Regions from separate parts of the Mus musculus genome. Here regions 2, 3, 4 and 5 are each linked to region 1. The links are chromatin loops, found by intact Hi-C in ENCODE. Cell type or tissue: left cerebral cortex. All regions are shown on one strand.

Evidence for each region. A loop is a pair of places that touch in the nucleus more often than their neighbours do. Peaks named below come from ENCODE experiments on the same cell type or tissue, not always from the same donor. Only the 100,000 strongest peaks of a DNase experiment are listed, where the experiment ranks them.
Region 2: it touches region 1 in a loop (2.5-fold over the local background); 2 of 42 quality-filtered maps call a loop at or near these places.
Region 3: a loop joins it to region 1, with 5 times the contacts of the local background. A loop is called at or near these places in 4 of 42 quality-filtered maps.
Region 4: it touches region 1 in a loop (5-fold over the local background); 2 of 42 quality-filtered maps call a loop at or near these places.
Region 5: it touches region 1 in a loop (2.5-fold over the local background); 2 of 42 quality-filtered maps call a loop at or near these places.

What each region holds. Positions count from the first base shown.
Region 1 is chr11:36,672,645-36,677,644 of GRCm38, forward strand. All of the region lies in intron 2 of Tenm2 (teneurin transmembrane protein 2), which reads right to left. Among named protein-coding and RNA genes, the nearest start is that of Gm51889, 22 kb to the right of the region's middle. In left cerebral cortex, a CTCF peak has its summit at 2,462; DNase peaks (open chromatin) are centred at 2,479, 3,291, 3,978, 4,111 and 2 more places; H3K4me3 peaks cover 2,451 bases; H3K27ac peaks cover 2,461 bases.
Region 2 is chr11:36,458,185-36,463,184 of GRCm38, forward strand. The region is part of intron 2 of Tenm2 (teneurin transmembrane protein 2); the gene reads right to left. Among named protein-coding and RNA genes, the nearest start is that of Gm33585, 100 kb to the left of the region's middle. In left cerebral cortex, no CTCF peak of the experiment used is centred here; DNase peaks (open chromatin) are centred at 448 and 2,921; H3K27ac peaks cover 731 bases.
Region 3 is chr11:36,043,654-36,048,653 of GRCm38, forward strand. Tenm2 (teneurin transmembrane protein 2) reads right to left here. Exons shown (of 29, transcript NM_011856.4): 23 at 3,114-3,988. Among named protein-coding and RNA genes, the nearest start is that of Gm42072, 48 kb to the left of the region's middle. In left cerebral cortex, a CTCF peak has its summit at 2,184 (motif pointing right); DNase peaks (open chromatin) are centred at 2,215, 3,406, 3,633 and 4,468; H3K4me3 peaks cover 361 bases; H3K27ac peaks cover 343 bases.
Region 4 is chr11:36,236,895-36,241,894 of GRCm38, forward strand. All of the region lies in intron 5 of Tenm2 (teneurin transmembrane protein 2), which reads right to left. Among named protein-coding and RNA genes, the nearest start is that of Gm46251, 75 kb to the left of the region's middle. In left cerebral cortex, no CTCF peak of the experiment used is centred here; a DNase peak (open chromatin) is centred at 2,231.
Region 5 is chr11:36,448,544-36,453,543 of GRCm38, forward strand. All of the region lies in intron 2 of Tenm2 (teneurin transmembrane protein 2), which reads right to left. Among named protein-coding and RNA genes, the nearest start is that of Gm33585, 93 kb to the left of the region's middle. In left cerebral cortex, no CTCF peak of the experiment used is centred here; DNase peaks (open chromatin) are centred at 2,122, 4,011 and 4,328.

The DNA.
Region 1 (5,000 bases):
ATATACCTTTTCAGCAAGATGAAAACTCTCAAAGATCACACAAATCCATCATAATCAATGTCAGGAAACTGGAGATAAACCCGACGTGTATTGCGTCCAAATAGCAATAGCAAAGAGAGAACACCACGTCTTCTAAACCACGTGCCTCGTCTTTAACCAACGGTGAAGGTTTTTCTTACAAAGGTATGAAATAAACATACCCATACCAAATCTGTCTTAATGAGTCCAAGACATCTCCAGCACACACAAGAAGTCGCAATAATTACAATAGCATCCACATTCACTCTTCTCAGTTCTAGTTCTCAACTTTACAACCAGTGACTGAGCTAATGCAAGGTGCACTGGCCTCCAGCTTTGGGGCCAGGCATGCACTCCTCTTGTCCTAGCAACATATCTTTAAAAGTGAGTTAATACGGTCGCAGCATTGATAGCTTCAGAAGGTTGCAGTGTAGCTGGAGAAGAGAGGTCATCTAGACAGATGTTTCAGAGAATCCTGGGGAAAACTTTACTGTCATGATTCTACTCTTTTCTTACTCTCATACCAAGTTTCAACTAGTCTGCAAACTGCCTGACATCTTTCCCGTGGGCACCCCAAATTTGTCTGGTCCTTCAAAGCCCATTACTGGCAGTAGCATCCCTCATTGCTTGGGGTCTATGTTTCCTACATGCTCCATCTGATGGTGCTGTCCCACAATATTTCATGTTTTCATCTTCTTTCCTATTTCCTATTTCTCCTATGCCCTCAATCCACACCAGCCTATTCTTGCCTGCTCTGCTGAGGGACAGAGGGAGGCTCATTTGGTGTATTCACCAGTGCTTTCCAGGTCCACCCTGTGGCTTCCACTTCTATAAAGATGTCAGTGATGGGCAGACGTTTCTCTTTGTTGGGTAAGCTTGGGAGCATTTTACTCGTAGTGCTTTTGATATAGGAAGTACTTTATAGACGGTATGAGGAAAGAAGAGAGGTGCAAACAACAGGTAAAACAATCCCAGAAAATACAATCATACAGCAAATGTAGGCTATACTTTTTTTTTTTTTAAGAAAGGAAGAAAACAAGCCAACCACTACACATCAAACAAAATATGTACGTAAATCAACGAAGAACAAAGCTGGGCTGTCCTTACCTCAGTGGACTTCTAGTGCTAATTGCAAAATAGATGTACTTGACACTCAGGCCTTTTAAATATAAACTCTTTCCTTCCCAGAAAAGAAAGAAAGAAAGAAAGAAAGAAAGAAAGAAAGAAAGAAAGAAAGAAAGAAAGAAAGAAAGGAAGGAAGGAAGAAATGGGGGTTGTTATATTAAAACAGCCTCTGGAGCATTTCACACCTCAGGAGTGAAAAGTGCAGAAGAAATACTTCAATGCATCAGGAAAATCCACCAGCACAGAGCCATGTCTGCCTAAGGTAACAGGATCCAAAAGCTATCCGACGTAGGTCGGACTCTGTTTCTGTGCGAAAGTGGTTTTGTGATGCCCAACAATCCCCTTCTGTGAGGGGAAAAAAAATACATGCCCCTTCTCCACTGAAATTGGTTAATTGATCATATCTAAAAACAAATATTCCCATAGACAGAGGTCATTGGTTGCTTGAAATTGCATCAGTTCCTGTCTGGGTACTAGAATCCTGGGTTCCCCTGGGATGTCTTTGTCATTTTATCAGAATGATTATCAGCAGAGTAGTTCCAGCGTGGATCCCCTCAGCTTCTAAGCGCTTGCTCCTGTTTGCTTTTGCGTTTCTATTTCCCCCATCAAGCCGTGTGGCTTTTGCTTTGTCAGTCTGGCACTTAATATCCAATGTTAATTACATTTCCCATTCTGAGGAAAATCCTATTGGGCTAATTTTTCAACATCATATAATGAAAGAACTTCACTGACAAACCATGTAGGTTTTCGATTTTTGTTTTTTGTTTTGTTTTTTTAACTGGTACATCTATTAAGAACTTAATATTCAGTGGGAAAACAGTCTCAGAGCAATGAAATTCTATTACTTTAGAGGTTGCATGCTTTTAATTTCTTAATATTTCATTACTTGTTGGCAACTGGTGCATATTTTTATAATGCGTTTGATCATTACTCTTCTCCGGGTACTCTATTTCAGCTCTTCCTCTGACATCATATTTGCATGTTAAAGGGTTTTTGCATTCAGGGATGGGATGTTCTGAATAGCAATGTGCAGCTAACTTGATTTAAAACAAAACAAAACAAAACAAAAACAAAAATGGAAAACAGCAAACAGACATCATATATAGGGCCCAAGGAGGACAAATTGTCATTTACAAATCTAAATCAAGTTTGAATAGCTTTCTATAGAAAGACATAAAAGGTAATGATACAATGTAATTCATTAATTAGCAAATTAGTTTGGAGAGAGGGCTCTGATTCTTTGCCTCTTGTAAGTCTAGTTTTTCTTCTCTTTCCTGTGGGGGGTGGAAATAATCTTTTCTTTGCTCTCCAGCAACATCTACTGGAAAAGTCAGAAAAATGCTATTTATATGAATCAGATAGTTTGAGTAGGGATACCACTGATTGCCATCTACCCTAAAGAGTGCCACCAGCCAGCCGAGATGCCACCGGGTTACAGGGCAACTCTCTGCATGCACTTTAGTCCTGTGTCCTTCTAGGAGAGAGACAGAGGCTCATGTGGTGGTAAGTGGACAAGGTATAATTTAAAACTTATGACTGCCTCACCTTGAGGAAGTCATTTTCATATACAGAGGAAGAAAATATATGTGATAAAGTTACGGTACCTGGGCATATTTTCTGAACCCGTACCACTCTTTTAAAGCATAATCCTTATCATTAGAAAAAAATTGCCGGGGGGAGCGGTGGAGGGAGAAGAAGAAAAAGAAAGAAAAAAAAAAAGCCGTCAATGTTTAGGTGTACCAAGAATCAGAAAAGAGTTCATTCAAGAAGGCAGCACAGAGAAAGAATTCTGAAGAAAGCCACTTTATGATTCTGTCAAGTTTCTTAAGTTGAAGAGGAGGAAAACTACCTGTGAGGCTATTTTTTAAATTTGCCAGTGTCTACCAACACATCTACCCAGCATCCCATGGCTGTATGGCTTTTCCTGGATCCCATCTCTCTCTCTCTCTCTTCAATCCACAGAAAATAATTCCGTTTGCCTGCACCTGTACCGGGACCTTCCCAGGAAACTCCTACCCGGGATAAACTCTGGATGTTGTCCAGACGTTGTCTGACCAGAGCCACTTTCCACTTGTTCCTCCTTGCCCAGTACCGAGCCTGTCCCCATGCCCTCTCAAGGCTGAATCCATGAGCTGCATGTACAAGATGCCATTAGGTGGGTCTGGCAACACAAGATACTCCAGATAGAGGTGTTAAACAGCCAGTCCAGTTTGGAAACTAAGCAAGAAAACATTCTATCACGACACAAATGTGTGAAATACTATCTTTCTGTGCTCACTGAACTCCACAGAGCCATAGAAGGGCAGTTTTTCCTAGGGCCAAGCCTAGAGGCACGGCCATCACCTTTCCATATTCCCTTCCCAGGAAGCATTCTCTTTAATCAAACAGCACACTTGTAAGGAACTTCCCCTATGCCCACCAAGGTAATTTAAAAACCAACTTAAATACGTCGGGTAACGCTTGTCAAAAACCTGGATAGGACTCAGATTTCTGGTCACGCTTAATTTCAAAAGTTGGCTTATTTGTATTATATTTCTCCATTCTCAAATATCAGTTCATTCATGCCGGTCACAATTTCATTTTTTTTTTTTTTTTAACAGCAGAGGCAATGAAAACAAAATCCACCAAAAGTGAGATTAACAGCAAATAGCCCAAACTTTAAAAACAACATCTGCGGCCACAAACACCCTGTGCTGAGAGATGATTCAAGGATAGAGCATAGTCTCTGTTTGTTCACCGTGAAAATAGATACGAGCCCTTTAAAGCGTCATCCCCGAGCTTGTCAAAGGAGAAATGCCACCAGATACAATCCAGAGTTCCCATTCATAGCGCACAAAAGGAATGTCCACCTAAAGCTACCTCTAGAAGAGCACTACAGGTATCCTAGATTTGGGGGCTTAAATCAAAGTTCCCACTTGAGTCTCTAATTAGCCCCCTCTGCCATTAAGGGGGTCTCGAATCCAGAAAGCTTTATCCAACAGCACTTCCAGAGTTAACTCCCCCTCCAAACTGTCATAACTCGGTTCTCCTAATTATTTACTGGATGCCTCTCTAAGGCGTGCCCTCACCTGATGTTTTAAGTTCATATTTCATTTGGGACAACACTTAGTCTCCATTTAGAAACCGTCAACCTGCCTCAGGTTCAGGAGATTCGAGATGCGCCTCACCCACAAGAGCCAAGCCAAACACACCCAAGCAGCCAGACTTAAATAAACTCTGCCCTTTGCCGATACCTCCGGTGAGAAATTATTATAACGCATCAGAAGTTCAGAAAGAGGAAAAAATTTCAAATACCATCTGTCTTCCCAGGGCTTAAGTCCTGGAGTTCAAAAACAGTATCAATTGAATTATGTTTCCCCCTTCCCTTAGCTGTTTAGAATTTAACGTAATGCAAAGTGCTATTCTGATCAAAATCATATTTCTCATCTCTCCCCTTAAATAAAAGGGAGGAAAAAAATCATTCCATATAAATGCATTTACTATACAAATCTATTTTCAATTGAATTTGCTGCATGCTCTAATTCATCAAAATTAATACAGGTACTTTCTATGTTAAACAAAAGGAAGCCGACTGAAAAATCGGCTTCTGCTGCAGATGCCTTTCTCAATTATAAAACCGGTGAAAACAGAAATTTAACTAAGCCACTCGGTCAAACCCTCCGATCGGCTCGGCGCTCTTACCTGCCTCAGCTGAAGGCTTCCTTCCCTTGTTAGCAGTGTGCAGCATCGCTAGCTCGCTCCAATCCTCACCACGGGCTCAAATTACACCACCGCTAAGTCCACCCCCTCGCCTTTCCCCTTCTCTGCCTTCTTTCCTTTCTATTTATTTTTTTCTTTTTTCTTTCCTTTCCTTTCTT
Region 2 (5,000 bases), 210 kb before region 1:
TATTAAATATGGTTATGCAATGACTACAGTTTTATACTTTAATCTATTAAAAATGTCCTCCATCAATTTTCCAAAGAGGCTACTACTATCACCCTCACTTCCCAGACAGAAAAGTAAGAAACAGAGATGCCATTTATTTTGAGTAAGTAGGAAGTAGTAGGGCCTAGATGTGAACCTGGTTTCCCTCTGTTTTCAAGGCTCAGTTTGTACCTGAAAAAGAAGGGAAGGGGAGGATGGGAGGAAGAAAGGAAAGGTGAGGAGAAGGAAGAATATTGATATTTCATCTCCTAATTTAATTCTGCCCATGAAGGGCAGACATCTCTGCAGGGCTTTAAGTACGGGGAGAGGTTCTTTCAGCCCACCCTGCCTACGTTTAAAAGCCCGAAAGAACATGTTTTTCCTAATGTTCTTGGAGAATCCAGGGAGTGTGGGTGTACAGAAAAGAATGGCTTTCTTGCCCTGTATGCTTTCCCTGCAGCAGAGTGGGCAGAAGGAAAGAGACAAAATGGAGAGCCCAATTAGGACTGGAAACCTCAGAAGAGAAAGCTGCTACAGAAGCCGTGAAAACGGTGCTTGGTGTACAACAACTCTTTCCATAACACTGAACATGTCGACATGGATATTATCATGCAAATGCCTGTTAACAGACTCTTACCTCCTGGGGTAAAAATGAGTCACCTTAAAAAAAGGAAAAAAGAAAAGAAAAAAAAAAGAAAGAAAAGAAAAGGCAGTAAAGCCCTCCATGCAGATTTATATGACCTCTGGTAACCACTCCCGGGGAGCCGTTATATTCTATTGTGTGAAGCCAGCTTCAGAGAAAGTCTCCAAACTTAAGGATGGATGCAACTGCTCTTTGTGGCTCCCGAGGAGCTATTAGAGTCAGTGAGGTGGACAGAGCATGTCGTCTTCTCTTCTCAAGGAACCCTCTAGAGCCACATGGAGCTGTCTTATCTCCTGATACCTCTGATTGGGATGGGTTTTTTTCCCCCCTAAGTTAGCTTTCTAGCCAGAGGTGATGGCTGGCCCTGTGTAGGCTATGAGACATCATCCTAGCCATTACCTTATTTTCCCCTAAAAGGAAAACTGAGCTGAAAAGAAGCTTCCAGAAGGCTTGGGATGCCTGGACTTGGAGTTGCTAAAGTTAAGGTCTGCGGATTCTCAGTGCTGGAAGATACCCCCCAGAGTTGTATACGGCAGGCTACGAGACTTGTAGCCATCTCTACTGACTTTTCACTCATCTTTATCTGGTAGATTCATGTCCTCACTGTGAGTAACACAATATTTAGAGCTTGCTATTCAGCAGCAAGTGGCATTCATCTTTCCCCTTTGGGGGCGACAATGTGAGATGCTGGAAAACCTGGTTCTGTGGTTGCACTTGCCTTAAATCCCAGCACTCGGGAGTGGATTTCTGAGTTCAAGGCCAGCCTGGTCTTCATAGTGAGGTCCAGGACAGCCAGGGCTACACAGAGAAACCCTGTCTTGAAAAACCGAAGGAAAAGCTGGGTTCCCAGAAACATTATACAATGCTCAGTCTGGCAGTCACTTGTCTTTGCAGTCCACCTGCTTGTGAGACACAGATCACCTGTCAGGCTGGGTTAAGGACACTGGAAATCCAGATATCCTGGGGTCAAGAATATTTTTAAATATGGCCAACTCTAGTCATCCTTTTTAAACCAGTGTAGAAGTTATACCAAATAGGTTTGCTCCCTTAAACAGTGAGAGGAAGCCAAAATCAAGACTAAAACTCCCTTCTCAGTTTCTAACTATAGAATTTGAGATTCGCTGTTGATACCTTGAGTTCCACTTCTTTTTGGTTTATGCTCTGTGCAATAGCCCAGTCATTCACTCATTCACTCAATATATGTCTACTAAGACCTTACTACATGTCATTCCAGCACTTGCTATGTACTGTATAGAATACTCATACATCTCCAAAAGTAATATATGTGTCTGTTATGTTATACATAAAATACACAGGTATGTAAAGGTATATATATTTAGAATACCTAATACAGTCCTGGTGTTTAAGAGTTTACAGTGTACTAAAGGGAATTAAAAAGCACACAAAAACCCTGAAGCACTCTAGCTAAAACATCACTAGAGACCGTTTTTATTAAAGATGCAGTGCTTCACCAGATAAATTCTAAGGACTTTACAGAGACTCTCTCCTTAGACACTTGGGGTTTACAATCCAAGCCCAATGCCCCCTCAGGGGGCAGTTATTGATATGTTGTAGACTCAGATAAATAGAAACCTTTGGCAGTGATGTGAATGGCCATGAGATTTTGAGTCCTGTTCTAAGGTTTGGGGTGAGAAATGAAAGACAAAGGCATATTTTTCACTGGATTACACATAAAGGAAAATCCATGAGGTCGTTGAATGTCTGCCCTGCCAGAGATAGAGAAGCATTCTGTGTTCAATACTGAAAGCATTTGATGGAGAGACTGTATTGTCAGACAATGCTGCCTGGTAGCCCACTCGGGGCTTAGGGTGTGTGCTCTTTGTGGGGATGAGGTAGAGAGGCGGTTACAAAAAAGAGGTGTGCTGGCAAGTGACTTAGAAGCCATACCTCTTCTCTTCACATCTGTTATCTCTTCACCTGTTGTCCCTGGCTACTAGGGATGGAGCAAGATGGCAGAGGCGGTGCTGGGGTCCACGGGTTAGAGACACAGCCCCCTGTCTTTTCTTCTCTGAAAGGTACGAGCACTTCAGCATGTATGTGGCTCGGTTTGCTTTGGGGCACATACCATCTGAAGGCCCATTATTCCTCTCTCTCTATTTTGGTGCCTCTGTGTTAAAATCTGATGCTTTGGCAGAGGGAGAAGGCAAGCGTGTGCGTTTTCTAAGTCGGAATCATGCAGAGCTGAACATCGTTTCACCCAAATAAAACTTCTGCTTTCAGAATTTCAGTGGGCATGTTCCTTTTTATAGCTTAAAAAGTTTCTGGTCTGTATTAACAGTTTCTTTCACCAGCTTAGCCTCTTCCATTTTTTTGCCAGCTGTGGACTCGGCCAGTGTGACTTCTTTTGTGCCTGGCTTTAAACAGTCTAAGAAACAGACCGCATTCTGCCATCCATCCATGCAGAGAAATCACACTGACAGAATGGAAGCCCTGCGCAGGCATCAAAGCCAGGGCATGGCTTCATCATATATTTTTTAAGCCTGCTTTTTATTTTGTCTGCTAATAACAAAAAATACACTCAAAGAACTGAACTAGAAGTTAAATCAAGAAACCAACCAATGGGTAACTCAGACTTCTTGATGCCATTTCTTTATCTGTGGGCTACAATGGTATAGAATACCCATTTAAACATTTAAAGTAGGAATACATAGGCAATTGCAATAAAGATACTGCTGGCTAACCTTTATCAAGTAGGCATTATGTCTCAGGCTTTGTGCTAAGTATGATTTTTTTTTTCTTTCAAAAACCGTCTGGAAATGAAACAACTTCAAAAGTCCCATATTGCCCTGCTGGTATCTGAACAAGGGCTGGAGGATGGGCACTCTGACTGCACAATGCATGTGCTCAAGTACTTGTACACATTTTCCTTAGGGATGGGGGACCAAAGAACATTGCTGGGTTTGAAAATATACAAATGAGACCACACAGTAAGTTGGCTTATCAAAAATTCAAAGGGAACAGGGGCAACTCAAGCTATAATAGTCATCAAAGTTGCTATAATAGTCATCAAAAAACAAACAAACAAAAAACAGGACATTGACAGTGGCCAACCTAGCCAGGCAATGGTGGCACATGCCTTTAATCCCAGCACTTAGAAGATAGGGGCAGGCAGATCTCTGTGAGACAGCCTGATATAGAGAGTGGGCTTCAGGACAGACAAAGCTACACAGGGAAACTGTCTCAGAAAGAGAGAGAGAGAGAGAGAGAGAGAGAGAGAGAGAGAGAGAGAGAGAGAGAGAGAGAGAGAGAGAGAGAGAGAGAGAGAGAGAGGAGAGAGAGAGAAGAGAGAAGAGAGAGAAAGGGGAGAAGGAGGGAGGGAGGGAAGAAGGGAGGAAGAGAGGGAGAAGGGAAAGGGAGAGGGAGGGAGGAGGGAGGGAGGGGGGAAGGATGGAGGGAAAGAGAGACTACCCACCCTGGAGGAGGACTATTCCATGGATCAGGAAAAAGCAAGATTGCCTGGGATGTCCAGAGGAGAAAAGTTGGGGTCCACTCTTGAACCTGTTAGGAACTAGTGTCAGTTTTCCTGCTACAAGCCAAGGAAGACATGGATTGGCTTGGTAGACACACAGGAAGTTGGTATAAGCAAAGTAGACACTGACTTTTTCTGTACTCAGAGTCTGTTTTGAGTACTCATTCAGACAGAGCTGTGATGACCCCATTTTGATGTTGGCCACTGAGACCTTGGGCAGGGGTTAGGAAAAGAAGCGTAAGGGGTCAAATATTTGCAGTTTTTACTGTTGCCATCCTTTCTGAGATCTATTCAGCTTCTTTGCTTCATTAATATCATCATTCAACTATGACACCTTTATTAAATTGACCATACTCGCCATAGGATGCAGTGTTTGTGAGACATAGACTTCTTCCTCAAAATCCTAGGTCTCAGCGTTAGTTGTAAAAAGCACAGCAGTAGAGTTGAGGCCCATGTGGCCAACACGAACCATACAGACTGCAATTCTGACTTTCCAGGAGGAACAGAATTTGCTAGAACTCAAACTGCTTCACAAGCATCTAGGTAGGGCAACAGGATTACTTATGAAAGGGGAATGATGTCTGTCATTTCCAGGCTCCAAAGTTAGGAAGCACTGTTCTTCTGCCACAGTTGAATGGTCTAAGAGAAACAGTGCCTCTTAAAGATCATCAGGAGGACAGCACCCAGAACTGGGCCAATGTAGAAGCAGTCTCTGGTGGTGTAGGTTTTCGGTTACCAAAAGTAACATTGCCTTAAATAATAAATAACCTATAAAAAGGTTTGTAGAAGACTCATCCTATGATGAGACCTGCCACTGGTACAGTCCAAGGACCTAGATATCTCTCTTAT
Region 3 (5,000 bases), 630 kb before region 1:
TGGGCTTCAGGTGTCTTGCACAGTGCTCAGCAGCAGAGATCGACCAGGCAAGGACTGTGTTGAGTGTATTCTCTGGAACGGGAGCAGGACTTGAAGTCTGGTCCTGCGTAGTTCCAGGACTTCTGTTCTGGGCAGGCTGCTGCTGGCCACTCGTCTGAGAGGAGGAAATAGAGTTTCCACTCTGGGGGAAGTGGAGGGGAGGGCACGGGAAAGCATCTCCCAGGCTGTGTGGGGAAAGCATGCTCCCTAGCTTGCAGACTGACTTTCGGAGGAGGGGGGGAGGGGGTGCAGCTGCTTGTTTCCCCCACAACAGATATGCAGATTCAGCTCTCTCTATAGGAACCTCTGGACTATCCCTTTGGACTGAGAGCAGTGATAACCAGCAATGAGGTCTCTGTTTTACCTCAACAGACTTGGCAGGACCTTGGTGGCAGCCATTCACCAAACATGGAGAAAGTACTGGGGATTTGGACTGCAGTGAAATGGACAGCATTTTATGCCTCATAAATAGATAAAAAGACAAAGATTAAACCAAGGCTGCTCTTCTCTACTCTGGAAACATGGAGGCACGGGAGGATCCCCCAAAGCTCAATTCTTACATCTCCATTGTGGTTGGCTCTCCAAAAGCCACCTTCTAAGACAGAGGAATGTAACTGTTTCCAGAGTGAACCATTCCTGTTTGGAAGACCACAGAGCCTGCTCTTTCTATAACATAACTGCTGAACTCCATCCCACGGGAAGCCAGCATTTAGACTGTGTGATACCTGCTGGTTTTCCACTGGCTGGATATGGAGGAGTTGGCCACAACCACAGGGCACACATCATAGCGCCTCTCTTCTGGAGGGCCTGGCTTTAGGGACGTTCTATGTTTTATGCCTCTGGACCTCAGGATATGGGGACCGACAGAAGTGGGAACTGTGAGCAAGTACCAAGCACAGAGAGGACTAAAGTGCGAAGCGCACCCCTCAATTCTGCTGCTGACATATATCCCCGTCTAACACCCGCATCCTTCTTTAGGCAGGAGGGGCCGGAGACAGAGATGAGCTTTATTGCTTCTTTCCAGTCTTGTTAGCATCTCGTTTTTGTTGAGCTTCTGAATACCAAGGTTTGCTGATTTCTAAAGTTATCTAAAGCTAACAATGGACACCCACAACTCCTGTGCAGCTGATGCTACCGCCTGACAGATGTGAACGCAGGCGCTCAGGGAGGTTGAGAAACTTGTCCAATGCCAACGGGAAGCACATCTCAGAGCGGGCATCCACACCACTGCCTCCCTGATGCCGAGGCTGGGAGCTTCCTGGCAAGCGAGGCTTTGTCCTGCAGAAGGCTGTGCAGTTTGACATTCCCTCTAAGGTGGACTGTGGCCATCATACTCTATCTGGACTCAGTAGTCTGCAACTGGGGAAATTTTAATTCCAAGGCTGGGACTTCCTGGAACATTCTGGAACTGAGGGGAACATCTCACTGAAGCACATCCCATAGTTTTCTTCATTTCTGTTAATCTCCTTCTCTAGACTTCTGCAATCACTGTGTATGTTCACCTGGACCTTACACCCCTGACAGGAAGTGCAGCTTGTGTCTGAGTTTTTCCTTGGGAACCTAAGGAAAACTTGTATGTGTGAATCTCTCCACAACGGAAAATTTAGATGCTTGGATCTACTCACATTCTCAAGCCTATCAAATTAAAAGAGAAAACGTGAATCAGTTTCACTGTAACTCTTGATTAAACACTTCAAAAAAAAAAAAAAAAGAATCAAGTGTATATTTTCATTCGGCTGGGGACCTTTGGCAGCAAGCTGCCTCCAATCAAAGAGCTCATTTCTGTGGGATCCCTACACCCGAATTTCAGAACTGGACTCCAACCTAGGCCTAATTCAGGAGGGCCTCTGCTCTTCACTCAAGAGATTTAGCAGCTACAATGTATGTGTCTAAGGTCATTTGATATAACCGTTGCCAGAAGGAAGCGTCCGGGAGGTTTGTGGATTAAAGCCTTAACCCGACTGTGCTGAGAACTAAAGGTGATATACAGATGGTCCCCACAGAGGAAAAGAGCACTGGCTAGTGAAGGACGACCAAGTACCAGCACCTTGAAGGATGTGAAGCTGCTCAGAAGTCCCCATAAGCCCCAAGAAGGAAGACAGGACCAGGCAAACAATTCTGCAATGCAGTAAAACCGCCAGCAGGTGGCGACAGCTTCCTTTGCATTCTCCCAAACACACTGGCGTACAAACAGGAAGCGAACATTGTTGATTTAAGCGCGATCAACAATGAAGTCTTCTTTTTTCTTGTCCCACCCACCTCCATCTCTCTGTGGTATCCCCTCCCTAACTTACTAAATTCTCAGCTGGCAGCCACACGGAAAGCAAGCCAGGACTTGCTAATGTCTAACGTTCGCTCACTGCTGTGGAGAGCCCAGAGGCTGGCAGATTCCATTCAGTCTCCAGCAGGTCATTGGGGACTCAGGCTTAGTAGCTTCCTCCAACCAGCAGCTCTTAGGTTAATACCCGCAGCAGCAGGTTTGCTTGACCAAAGCCGCTTCAGGAGCTGGGGAAAACAGCTTTTTGGCAAAGCAAACGGTAGAACTATTAAGTATGAGATAATTGTTAGGGGAAATATGGCCAGCCCTCACATCTTTTAATATACCTAGCACTTTATCTGTATTGATCTGCTTCTGCTAAAGAGGAAATTCAGAGTTTATCTACCTGTCTGTGCAATCAAGTGTGTTGCTGGACCTATTGTTAAATCACAGAAGCCCCGCTGGGACCCTCCCTCTTCGTTTCTAATTTCCGCACCCATGGCAAACATGAATAATCAGTGGGGTTAATCAGCACTTTATCTCCCAGGTGCTGTGCGTGTCCAATATCCTGAAGTTTGAACGGCAAGCAGACAACAGGAATTCCCAATGCTGGCAGGGAGGATGCTCAATATCAGAGGCCCGACAGAGCAAATCATTTAGGAGTCGGGAGAAGGGACATGAATATCCTGCAGCTATAAGAAGTCATTAGAGTTAGCAAGACGTGACTAGGCAGTTTTAAAGACGATGCGAGTGGTTCATCTGGATGCCAGCTAGAGGAGGGGAGAGCTCTATAGAGATTGGTCAAAAGCCTACTTACTCATAAAAAGTTGTCCATCCAGTTTCATCACTCTTGGTGGCTAGGAGTCCAGTGTTCCCATCATAAGTCATGAGGCCCAGCTCCAGGTTCTGAGTGGACACGGCTTTGAGGCCTCCATTGGTGCCCACGGTAAGGGTGATAATCTGATTATCAGGCATGAGCAGGTGGCGGGGCATGCCACTGCTGTCCCGGCGGATCTTTAGGGAATTCCCGTTGTTGTCAATCAACTCGGTGACGTCATTGTCAGCGCTGTATGTGAAATTGTACAAGTACTCCCCAGTCACCAGACTCACAGTGTACTGATGGATACCATCAGCGTTGAACACGTACAATTCCTGTTCTCCCGGAGATGCAGCCTCATACTGGTTGAATGCGTTAAGAACGGGTTTATTTTTGCTGACCGCCCTGATCCGGATATTCCCAAGGTCTGCAATGTAGATGGTGCCATCTGGAGCCACGGCTAAGGAGGACGGCGAGTTTAGGATGGCGTCCGTGGCGTAAGCGTCATCTCCCGAGTAGCAGATGCAGTTGACATCGTTTTTGCAGTCACAGTCTGAGGCCGCCCCGGCTAAGAGGCAGATCTCTCCATTGGTGGTGACTTGGCGTAGGCGGTTGATCTTCTTCTCGTCCGTCTCAGTGATGTAGAGCACCCCAGTGTGAGAAATAGCAATGGCGCTGGCTGATTCCAGCGCAGAATGGATGGCGAGTTTGCTGAGCGAGTAGTCGATGCCGGGAACCTGGCAGTGCATAGGCCGTCCCGCGATGATGCTGACCTGGTGGTTCTCCGTGATCCGCAGGATGACGTTGTTCTCCAGAACGTACAGGGAGTTGTCCATGGGGTTGACGGCGAGGTCTGTCGGCCATTCTAGACGGACCTGCACACGACAGATGGCATTTCAAGAACAGCCTCGAACATGTTAATTTTATTCGTCTAGGAGAAAATGACTTAGCTTTTAAAAATATTCATTTTATTTCCCGTGTGTGAATGCTTTCCCTGTTTGCATGTGGGAACCTCGTGCATGCCTGGTCAGAAAGGGTAAGGCCGTTGGATCCCTTGGAACTGGAGTTATAGATAGTTGTAACCCACCACATGGATGGTGGGACTTGAACCCAAGTCTTCCTCAAGGCCCAGCTTGAGGCATCTCTCCAGCACCAACTTAGCCTTTAAGTAGCAAGCTGTACTAGGAGGGCTCATCACTGAACCATTTGCCTGAGCTGGCTGTTTATGATAGAGAGGAGGGGAGCATGTGACAGACTCTGCCTTCAGTTTCATCTGTCTTGACTCGATCCTGGCAGCTCCATCCACACCAGTGTTTCTCAGCTCCAGATGACTAACCAGGGCTACAGCCATCCAATGCGGTTGTACAGGTAGATAAATGCATAAGGGACCAAGGCAATTCAGCCCAGCGTCAGCTCTGCGAGCCATGGGTCAGGGAAGGCTGTGTTCATTTAGAGATGACACATTTGTCTAAGTTGGGAAAAAGCAACCATGTGGCTTGGAAGGTGGCCCTAGCCCAAGAACAGACAAAGAACAGGCTGGCTAACAAACTACAACTTGAGTGTTTGAGAGAAAAAAAAGAGAAACGAACAAAGCCAAGTCAAGTACATCCTTCTTCTGTGGAATTTGAAATAATTAAAAAAAAAATCTCAGTAGCAAGTTGTCAGTTTGTTGGGAAATTTGAGTTAAAATTTATGAGTTTGACCAAGAGTTGAAAAGACTCTCACAGGCCTGGGCCCGGTGGGCATACATGCTAGCCTCTTTGAACGAATGTTGCACATTTGAGGAGCCCGTGGTCTCTGCCACCCTAAGAGACCTGACAAAGCACACACATCGGGATGATTGAGGAGGGCCTTGCTCTAGTAACTACTGCACAAGGTGGAGGTTTA
Region 4 (5,000 bases), 440 kb before region 1:
AGCACCTCCTGTGTGGATTCTTCTGTGTCATATCCTAACTTTCCCAGAGTTCCAGCTAGCTCAGAATTCTCCTATTCAAATTATCAGCAACTGCAATGGAGTTAGTTATATCTGGAAAAAAAAATCTGTTGCAACTTGGTGTTTTCATTCATTCACAGAACTCCGCACAACATCATATTTTCTGCCATTAATGGACATACAATTAGAGGGGCAATTAATGGCTTAAGCCAAACTTACAAATTCTAAAGATGGAAAATTCGGGCACTGTGCCAGATAGAAAAAGGTATTTTTAGACAGAAGATATTTTAGACAGTGTCTCTGAAGTGGCTCCCTTCTTCCACTCTCTGGCTAGCCCTGACTGAGACAGACATGCCTTGGGGGATATCAGCTCTCTGTGGAGTATACGCCCCACCCCCTCTATCTGCCCTCAGTCTACCCAAAGCTAGATACTTTGCTGAACTTCCACAAATGATATACTGAGGCTGGGGCCTCTGGATGTAACCATCTGTCTTCATGTATTCCAAGGGAAATCCTTCCCCCTCCCCCGCCCATAATACTTGGCTCTATAGTTTGAATGAAGCAACTAATGTATCAGCTTAGGGTACCTTGCCTTGTCCTGGCATAATCACAAATCGGTAATTTTGAAGGGTATCAATTAGTTTATGGAAGATGCAGGAGTAGTTAGCTAATCAAACCTGGTTTTAATTTTCATCAATGGTCTGTATTACCAGCCACTTGGTTGCCCCCCTAAACTCACATGAAGTCTTATACCCCAAGTTAAAGTGGTAGGTCCTGTGGGAGTGGGTATTTCACGGACTGACAGAATGCCTCATCTATCGTCATGGTATTCCACACAGTATTGCTTCTGACCAAGGAACTCATTTCACAGCCAGAGAAGTACGACAGTGGGCTCACGATCATGGAATTCACTGGTCTTACCACATTCCCCATCATCCTGAAGCAGCTGGGCTGATAGAAAGATGGAATGGCCTTTTGAAGACGCAGTTACAGCGCCAATTAGGTGGTAACAGCTTGGAAGGCTGGGGCAGAGTTCTTCAGAAGGCAGTATATGCTTTGAATCAGCGCTCGATATATGGTACAGTTTCACCCATAGCCAGGATTCATGGGTCCAGGAATCAAGGGGTGGAAAACGGAATAGTTCCACTTACTATCACTCCTAGTGACCCTCTAGGAAAATTTTTGCTTCCTGTCCCCATAACTCTAGGTTCTGCTGGCTTAGAAGTTTTGGCTCCAGAGAGGGGAGTGCTCCTACCAGGAGCTACAACAAACATTTCATTGAACTGGAAGCTCAGACTTCCCCCTGGTCATTTTGGGCTTCTAATGCCCTTAAACCAACAGGCTAAAAAAGGAATAACAGTGTTAGGCACTTCAGGGAAGACTCTAAAGAGCTAGTGAGCTTCCTCTACCATGTAAGTAGTGCTAGAAGGTAATCTATGAGCCCGAAAGTGGGGGCCTTTCCAGACCCCAAAAGTGTGTTAGTACCTGAGTAGTGGACTTCTCAGTCTCTTGAACTGAAACAAATTTTAGTTACATAGAATCTGGTATATTATTATAGCCATTTGAGAGCCCCAGAGAAACTTTACATAAAAGGACTTTGTGCTAATTTCTGTTCCAATGCCTCAGTCCCTGGATTTCCAGAAAAGGGGCTTAATTTGTCAAGTTTTGCTTTTAAATAATCTAGGCAAGAACTTTAATTGGACTTATTCTGGCCACACGATTGGCTGTTCCTTGGGTTAATCACCATGGCGGGGCAGATACTATCTACTCTCCTTGGATTTAGCATCGTACCTTACCTAAGAGTGTGTTAAACAGAAGTGTGACCACCAAGGAACGTTGTGAGCCACAGCAAATAAAATAGGGTTCATGTTAGATACTAATATCTCAAACAATATTTGGGACATACTCCTATTAAAAAAAAACCATTTTGTTGTTTATCTGGAATTGACGTTTAACTGGACATCCTGTTTTTAATACAGCCACCCTGTCGCCTCGCAAGTCAGAGTGAGCAGCTCAGCCTCTGCCTGTATCAGACACAGCTCTCTTACAAGTCTGAAGCGCATACGGAGAACCCCGTCCATGCTAAGCGTCCCTCTAAGTTCCTTCTCCATGGAGCGCTGGGATGGCTCTCTGCCTAGAAGAGAATCCAGACCAAGCATTTACACTTTCCCCAAAGTGTCAAAACTGCCTGGCTGTCTGGTGTGCAAAGCATATGGACAGCTCTTTTTATCAACCACACTGAGTCCTGGGTGGGACCCACAGATTTATCAGAAAATGCAGCTAGGACCAAATTGTGATTCGACTGCTGCCAAGCTCCTTAGAGACATCTGATATCAAGAGAGTCGGCATGTGGCATGAAGCTGGTGAGCTGGTCCAGCCCCGTCTCCAAAGCTGGGTGCTAGCCCTGTCTCTTTAGAAAGCACACCTTTCTGAGCTCGGTTTCTCTCTGGTAAGAGCAGAAAGCATGGACCCTAAAGATCTCTGCAAGCTCCGTGCCGGCTGGCTTTGATGACTGCTGTAGATATTCATGAAATTTGCCCTGCCAGCAAAGCACGAGCCATTTCTCTCTCTTCCTTCTGGAAGGAAGTTTATTACACAAAGTAATAGGTGGATGTCCTCTTACTACCACATAAATCCACCACAGTACCTGTGTGCTGAACTTCTTAGACAGCAAGAACAAACAGTTGTTCCTGGAACATTCCACACAGAGCAAAACAATAAAACAAGAAACAAAAGGGAAACATCCAACCACACTTATGGAGAGATTTATTCCCTGCTAGAATATTTAACGAGACAGTAACCATACTGTGCCCCACTGTAATCCTACTATAGAGAAGTCACATGCATTTTGCTTAATTCCACCTACATCACCAGGAGTAACTCTTTCAGTACCAAATGTCCGAAAAGAACCCTCAGTTCACAGACAGTCCAGAACGCTCCAGAAAATGATTCTTGGATTTAGGATACCTCAGAGCTAGCCCAAAGTCAAGCTCAGTTCTTGGCAATATGCTGGAGTTGAACATCTTTTCCTCTGTGCTCTCTAAGGAGCTACAGTGCCCCCAAAACCCTTGTTGAATTTCAAATATTTTAGTCAAGCCAACAAACAAAAAAGCCAGGACAGGGACTGCTGGGCAGTTTGCATCGAGGCAGACAGCTATTTCCTGTGCTTGGACAGCTCTGTGTGTTTAGAACCAACTTCTGACTGAAGGGCTAGTGACTTCAGAGTTCCCTTCTGTGTCTTTCTACCATAGGCAGCTCTCATTGGGTAAGGCCAACTCTTCTCTCTGGGAAAAATGTGTTCAGGTAAGCGTGTGTGTGTGTGTGTGTGTGTGTGTACGTACAGCTCATTTCCTGGCAGGTGCAAATGTAACCAACTTGTCTACATAGAGGGATTATCATTATAATCACTGTTTTGATCTAATTAGTTTGTTCTTGCTGGGATGGTCCCATTCCTCTTATTTCACATAGAAATTGGAAAGGAAATTGACATTTGGCTGTGGGGGTGATTCGTTTTACTTGGTTCAACTTGTGTTTGCCACCATGTATCAGAAAGGAAGCAAACACAACTGATGGGTTCATTCCTGTAGAAATAGTCTCTCTCTCTCTCTCTCTCTCTCTCTCTCTCTCTCTCTCTCTCTCTCTCTCTCACTCACTTTCTTTCTTTCCTTCCTCTTCCTCCTCTTCTTTTGCCAAACAACCTTTTAAAAAATATTAAAGAGCTATTGACTGAAGTATCTACAAAGCCCATATGAGATAGTTACTACTATTGGGTCCATTTTACAAGAAGGAATGGAGCTACAAGGAGTTTAAGTAACCCACCTATGTTTACAGCTTATAAAGAGAGATATTGGGATGTGGCAGTGGGCCCTAGGGTCAGTGCTCATTCACGTATCTTGTGTTTGTTTGGAAATCAATAAATAAGTGAATTACTAATAGTGGCCAGAATGTGGTAATAAATCCACAACTTCTACCCACAGTTCTCAGACCCAGAATCCTCATAGGAATATCTTACATCCCGTTTCAGGATCTATCTTGGCCTCTGTAATGTTCTGCTCCACTCCCTCCCTGGTGCCTTTTGGCTTCATTCTGCAGAGTGGATGCTGTTGCCACTGCTCTCCTAAAGCACCCATTTTTAGGAGCTCATTTGTTGCTGATCCCCATGTTGATGGATGAGTGTTATGCGGACACTGCATTAGCAGCAGAGTCTACACCACTGAAAGGATCGGTGGCGCCAACCTCCTCAGGTCAAGTAAAGCGTCCTGTGACTATAACTGCCCCTGAGATACCAAAAGGCTTGCCTCAGGACACATCTTGACCAGAGCCAAGAAGTAGGTTCCTATACATGGTCACGAATCGAAAGTCAGTCAGAAAGCTCACTCAGAAGCCACTCCCCTCTTTTAAAAATACCCACATCTATTCCCAACACACATGAGCCCCGTCATATCCCTGTGAGGAGCACTATATACCCTCTGGGCTCAGATGAGAATTCCCCAAGCTGGGATATCGAATTCCAGTCTCACAGCTCACCAGACAACCAAGCTTTTATTGCTGACCACTGGTTCTTACTGTAGTGCATACGTTTAGTTTGAAGAACTTATGCGTGGTCTCTTCTTTAATGATTGCCTCTCTCTTTTAACACATCACTTCCTTAAAAAATTTAAGGGTGACACTTTTGCCCATCCTGGAGGACATCTGCTATGACCTCATATCAAAAAAAGGCAACTGGCTGCATCATCAGAGGGACACCTGCTCTTTGTACACAGGTAGGCAACAAAAGCCCGGGGGAGAACTCCTGGCTTCTAAGTATCCTTTCTTGCTGCTCAATCATGCCACCTCAATGTGATATTTGAAGGTCCGTCACAGGACTTTCGTTCCAATGGCCTGTTGGCAATCTGTTAATATTCATTGTCAACAGAGAACAATTACCTAACACTAAGGGAAAAAAATTAAAAATAAAAGGGATTTGACTCTCTGAATCAATT
Region 5 (5,000 bases), 220 kb before region 1:
AGCTCAATTCGTCTATCTATGAAGATCACACATTCTAAGCAACAAGAGGGTTTCTGTGACTATGGGCTGGATGAATTTGATGATGATGATGATGATGATGGGTGAGATGCATTCTTACACTGAAGGTCAGGCTGGTCTAGAATTCATTATGCAACCCAAGCTAGCCTCAAACATATGACAGTCTTCTTGCCTTAGTCTCTGAATGATGAGACTACAAGTGCTGATCTACATGAATTTGCTCACATCCTTACCTTTGATTTCATCGAATTTTCTTAGTAGCACCAAGGGAAAGGCATTTTAAAAACTCATGGATGAGAGGTGCAAAGGTTGAGAAAAGGCAAAAGAAATATACTGACTATGGGGGCGTGACTGGTCTTGATCTACACACCTCACCAAAGGTCTTTATGGTGGCCCATATTTACTGGTATGACTTGAATATCTGTGTGTCATTTAGAATGTATGCTGCCACGTAGTCCCCAGAGTGACAGGATGATGAGGTGGGGTGTTAAGATGTCAGTAGGTCAGGAGGGCTTCCAAATCTCATGAACAGATTAGCGATCCTATAGGAGAGGCTTGTAGAAGCCACCCTCTCACTGTGGGATGAGCAAAGCATGTGTATCTATATATACTATCATCTATCTATCTATCTATCTATCTATCTATCTATCTATCTATCTATCTATCTGTATGTATGGAACACACTCCCTCCAGATCCCATGCCTGCAGCTTTCATGCTCACAGGTGATTTCCCAGCCTCAAGAACTATGGCAAAATACATTTCTTTTCTTAGCATACCTCAAGTGTGTGTTGTGTGTTGGCAGCACAAGTGAACTTAGACATCATGACCCTTGCCTCTCCCTCTTCTTTCCTCTCTTCTACTCTCCACCCATTAGTCCTACCCAGATCTCTATGTGAAGCCAACGTACCCAACCACCATATCCCTGTCAGCACATAAATACATTTCTCAAATTATGGTCACTCTCTAGGATATATATCTTTAGTTCCTCCCACAGCTGCTTCTAGCCTGTGTTTCTTTACCCTGGTCTCCTTGGGTGTCTAATTCTCTGTCACTCCACACTCAATCCTAACACAACACCTTCTTTGCCTCTAGGGTCTTTGTGTTTGTTCCTTGTCTCTAACCTGTAGTTTGTGTTCATAGCTATATTAATGCCACTCATCTTGTTTATTGTGTCCACATAAGTTGAGAAAGCTGACATTTTCCACTGGCAGTTATTTCCACAACGGAATGAAACAGGTAACATTTATCTCTGTGTTTACAAGGTCTAACACCTTGACAGGCACATCCCAGGCACTAAGCCCAGGAATTGAATAAGCACTGCTCTTTATAACTAACCATCAAGAAATAAAATGATAATGGAACACTTTGACCTCAGATTCAGAGAATATGTTTTCCCCAAATGTTGGGTTTTCAAAGCACAAAGAAAAAGTTGGAACTATACTGGGTTGATCAAAGGGCTTTATGTGGAAACTGATCATTTAGAAATAGGGCATTGGTCTTTCAAGGCAGTGGTTCTGTAACACAGAAGTAAGGCCCCAGAACAATGAGAGACCGAATTTAAAAAGAAATAAACACAAATTAAACAATACAACAAAGAACTTCAGAAATCAACCCTTTCATCTACTGGAACTAATTTACGTCGTCTTTAAAATTTTTATTTGATTTCTAAAAGAGTTTATTCACAGAGGATCAAGGAAGGCTATGGCATGAATGAAGGTGATTGGGATAGAAAGAGGGTAGGTGTGTGTAATTTCCCAGTCACTGCAGCCTCATGGAAAACACACATCATGATAGCAGCTCTTGGCCAAACCCAGAGGCAGCTAGTGCTCCAGATTGGGTGTCCATAAGAACGGAAATACAATGGAAATCAAGAATAGATTATATGTGCTGCAAGACTTGCAAAGTAACATGCGGCCTAATGAGCATATTATAACTGTAGGCTCTGCTTGTTAGCTGTTGAAAATATTTTCACAAGGCCCTGGGTATGGCAGGGTAATGCTAGTTATAAAATACCAGTGCTGAAAGGGAACTGTGTAAGCCAGGCTCAAGCAAGCCACCTGGATAGTGGTGGTGATTAGAAATGAATCACGGCTCACCCGGACTTGGGTGTTCCATGACACACACTTGGTTTTCTCAGAATCCAGGAGGAGAGCAGCCCTGTGAGGCTGGGAGGAGAGAAGCGTTGTCACAGAGTTACCAGAAGGATTCCTGTGATCCTCTGATCCATGGGACAAAACCCAACTGAAGAGCTGCTTCTAACAGCAGCCAGGATTATTCTTTGTATTGTGCCTACAGCTCTCTGGAAGGGGAGGATTTTATCTCATTCCACCTTGGTAAAGACACTCTGATATACTATGGTAATAAGAGGGACCTCAGTAGATTGTCTCATCAAACACATTATTCCCATGGAAATAAAACACCTCTGCAATTTTCTAGATAAGTTTCCTGAGGTCAAGAGAGGCTAAAAGTATTGGCATATCACTTACTTGCTTGGTGACCATGGGGCTACATGAATTGCAAAGATACTTTAGATACTTATTTTAAAATCAGTAGAATCATTATGTACCCTATATTAGTATGGGCTCTTTGCATTGGGCTGATTTATAGCTACAGGGCTCATTCGCATGTATTTTGCTCTTTCTGATTGAAATACAATCCTGGAATCAATCCATGTTGGCGATTTTCAGCCCGGAGAATTCATCTCTGATCTGAGATGGTTATGAAAACAGATATTATACATTCTACCCAAGATCTACTAAAACAGAACCTCTGGGGTTGGGGCCCAGGCATTTGAATTTTGACAAAGAAAAACAAAGACAAAATCTTCCACAATCTGACCTCCTGGTACTGTAGAAGGTACTACATAGGTACTTGAACTAGATAGGCAAAGCCACCCTAAAGCATTTACCTTTTGTTCCTACTTTGTAGGGTCTGTGGCAAGGGCCTGCTCCAGTTTCTATGACTCTAAAAATCATAGATTTTGGGGGGACACTTTCCAGAGAGCAGCATACTCAGCTAGCAGATCTGTAGTGAGACTTGAAGCAGGGCTTCTCCATTAGAACTCAGCCCACAAGCCATTCCTTTCTCCATGCTCTTGATTTGAGTTTTTTCAGATATTTTTGTTTACTTGCTTGTTCCATGAAGCAAACTTAGCCCCCCTCCTCCCACAATTAGATGCAATGATTTAAAAATAAAGCAGTATGTCATGAGAAAAAAATAGAAAACATCATCTGGCAGAGATGGGAAGGTAAGAACCTCTCAGGGAAGGAAATAGAATGGCAAGAGCAGCCAAGGAAAGGATCTTCTCCTTGATGGAGTGTGACTAGAAAGAGGCTTGGAAGGGGAGCGTTTTCTTCATCTTATAAGTTGGAGTTGTTTAAGGGCTGTACACCTTTAAGGAACAGCCCCAAGGAGGACTTTTCATACTTACCCTGCTTGGAGGAGGCAGTTATGCGTGTCCCAGAATGTGGATCACAAGTCCTGCATGGATGCTTGGAGGGCAGGTGAAAAGGGCCAAGAGTGGGGATGCCGGAAGGGACTGGTCTATGTAGTCCCCTTGCATTCAATGGTTCTGTCTCAGGCCACCTGGGCACTGGCTACTCCTAACATAGCCCAAACTTCCTTATTAGGTGTTCATGGATGGCTTGCAAAGCCAATTGGGAAGGAGAGCAAAACGTTCTTTTATTCCAGGTTTGAAGCTCATCAAGAGTAGGGTTCAGAATACTAAGTCCTTTTCTGACTGTAAAGATAAAAAGATAAAATCGCTCCCTCAACCACAGTGGAGTTTACTGTGTCTTTGACAAGCAGCATAATTAAGATCTAGCATAAACACAGAGCCTCGGAGGACAGTAAAAGCTGACTAAATGGGAATTTGTTCTCTTTGGCTTTTCTTTTTCCTTTATTTAGTTTCTCGGTGGAAGTTTCGCTTTGAAGCAAGGCCGGCCCTAGGCAAAAATGCAGAGTCTGCGAAGTGCTGGCACATCTTCTGCCTGCTGCTGTCCTGTGACTACTTCCAGCCCTAGTCAATCAGCGCCACCCACAGAAAAGTGTCCCTCTCATCTCTCATCCCTGCTTGGCCTACACGGACCGTCTAGTCTCATTTCCTGATAGGAAGTACATAGTACGGTGTAGGCTTTCCCTACCAATCAGAGTGAAGCCCAACACCACGTGATGGGTGGGTACTGAGTGTGGTGTAGGTGACTGACTCTGGGTTTCTTTGTTTCAGAAGGGTTCTTTCACAGGCATGACCCATTTAGAGTCTTTAGACTCTAGACAGCTGATTAGGATTACACTTGAGAGCAGAATGCCTTGGCTTCAAGTGCTGATGTTGAACGTGACATCTATGTGGCTGGGATGTCACGACTCTGGCTAGGACTCTGGAGTCAGCTGGCCTAAGTCCCAACTCTTCCATTCCGTAGCTGAATAAATTTGAATAACTTTGCGCATCAATTTGTTGTTGTTGTTGTTGTTAGTTTTATGAGACAGGGTTTCTCTGTGTAGCCTTAGCTGTCCTGGAACTCTCTCTGTAGACCAGGGTATCTTTGAACTCAGAGTTCCTCTGTCTCCTGAGTGCTGGGATTAAAGGCCAGTGCTACCCACATCTTTCTTCAGCAAAATGGACTATTGAGAAGAGTTAAGGAAGGCATTTTGCATAGTCTCTGAAATTTAATTACTATTCACTAAAATGCATTGTCTAAATGAAAGAACTCCTGTCTGAAATGATTGGTATCAGAAATGTTTTACATTTTTACCCCTTCCACATGCTCCCCCCACAAATACACATTTTGGAATATTTTCAAAGATATAATGTCATAACTTAGAGGTAGAACCCAAGTCTAGACACCAAATACATTTCTCTCATATATACCTACTGCAATACTCCCAGAATAATTTTATATAGCTCGATTACTTTGTGTACAGAACACAAAATTGCCAGCTTTCTCTCATTTGTACAATTACACTGACACTTCAATATTTTTAG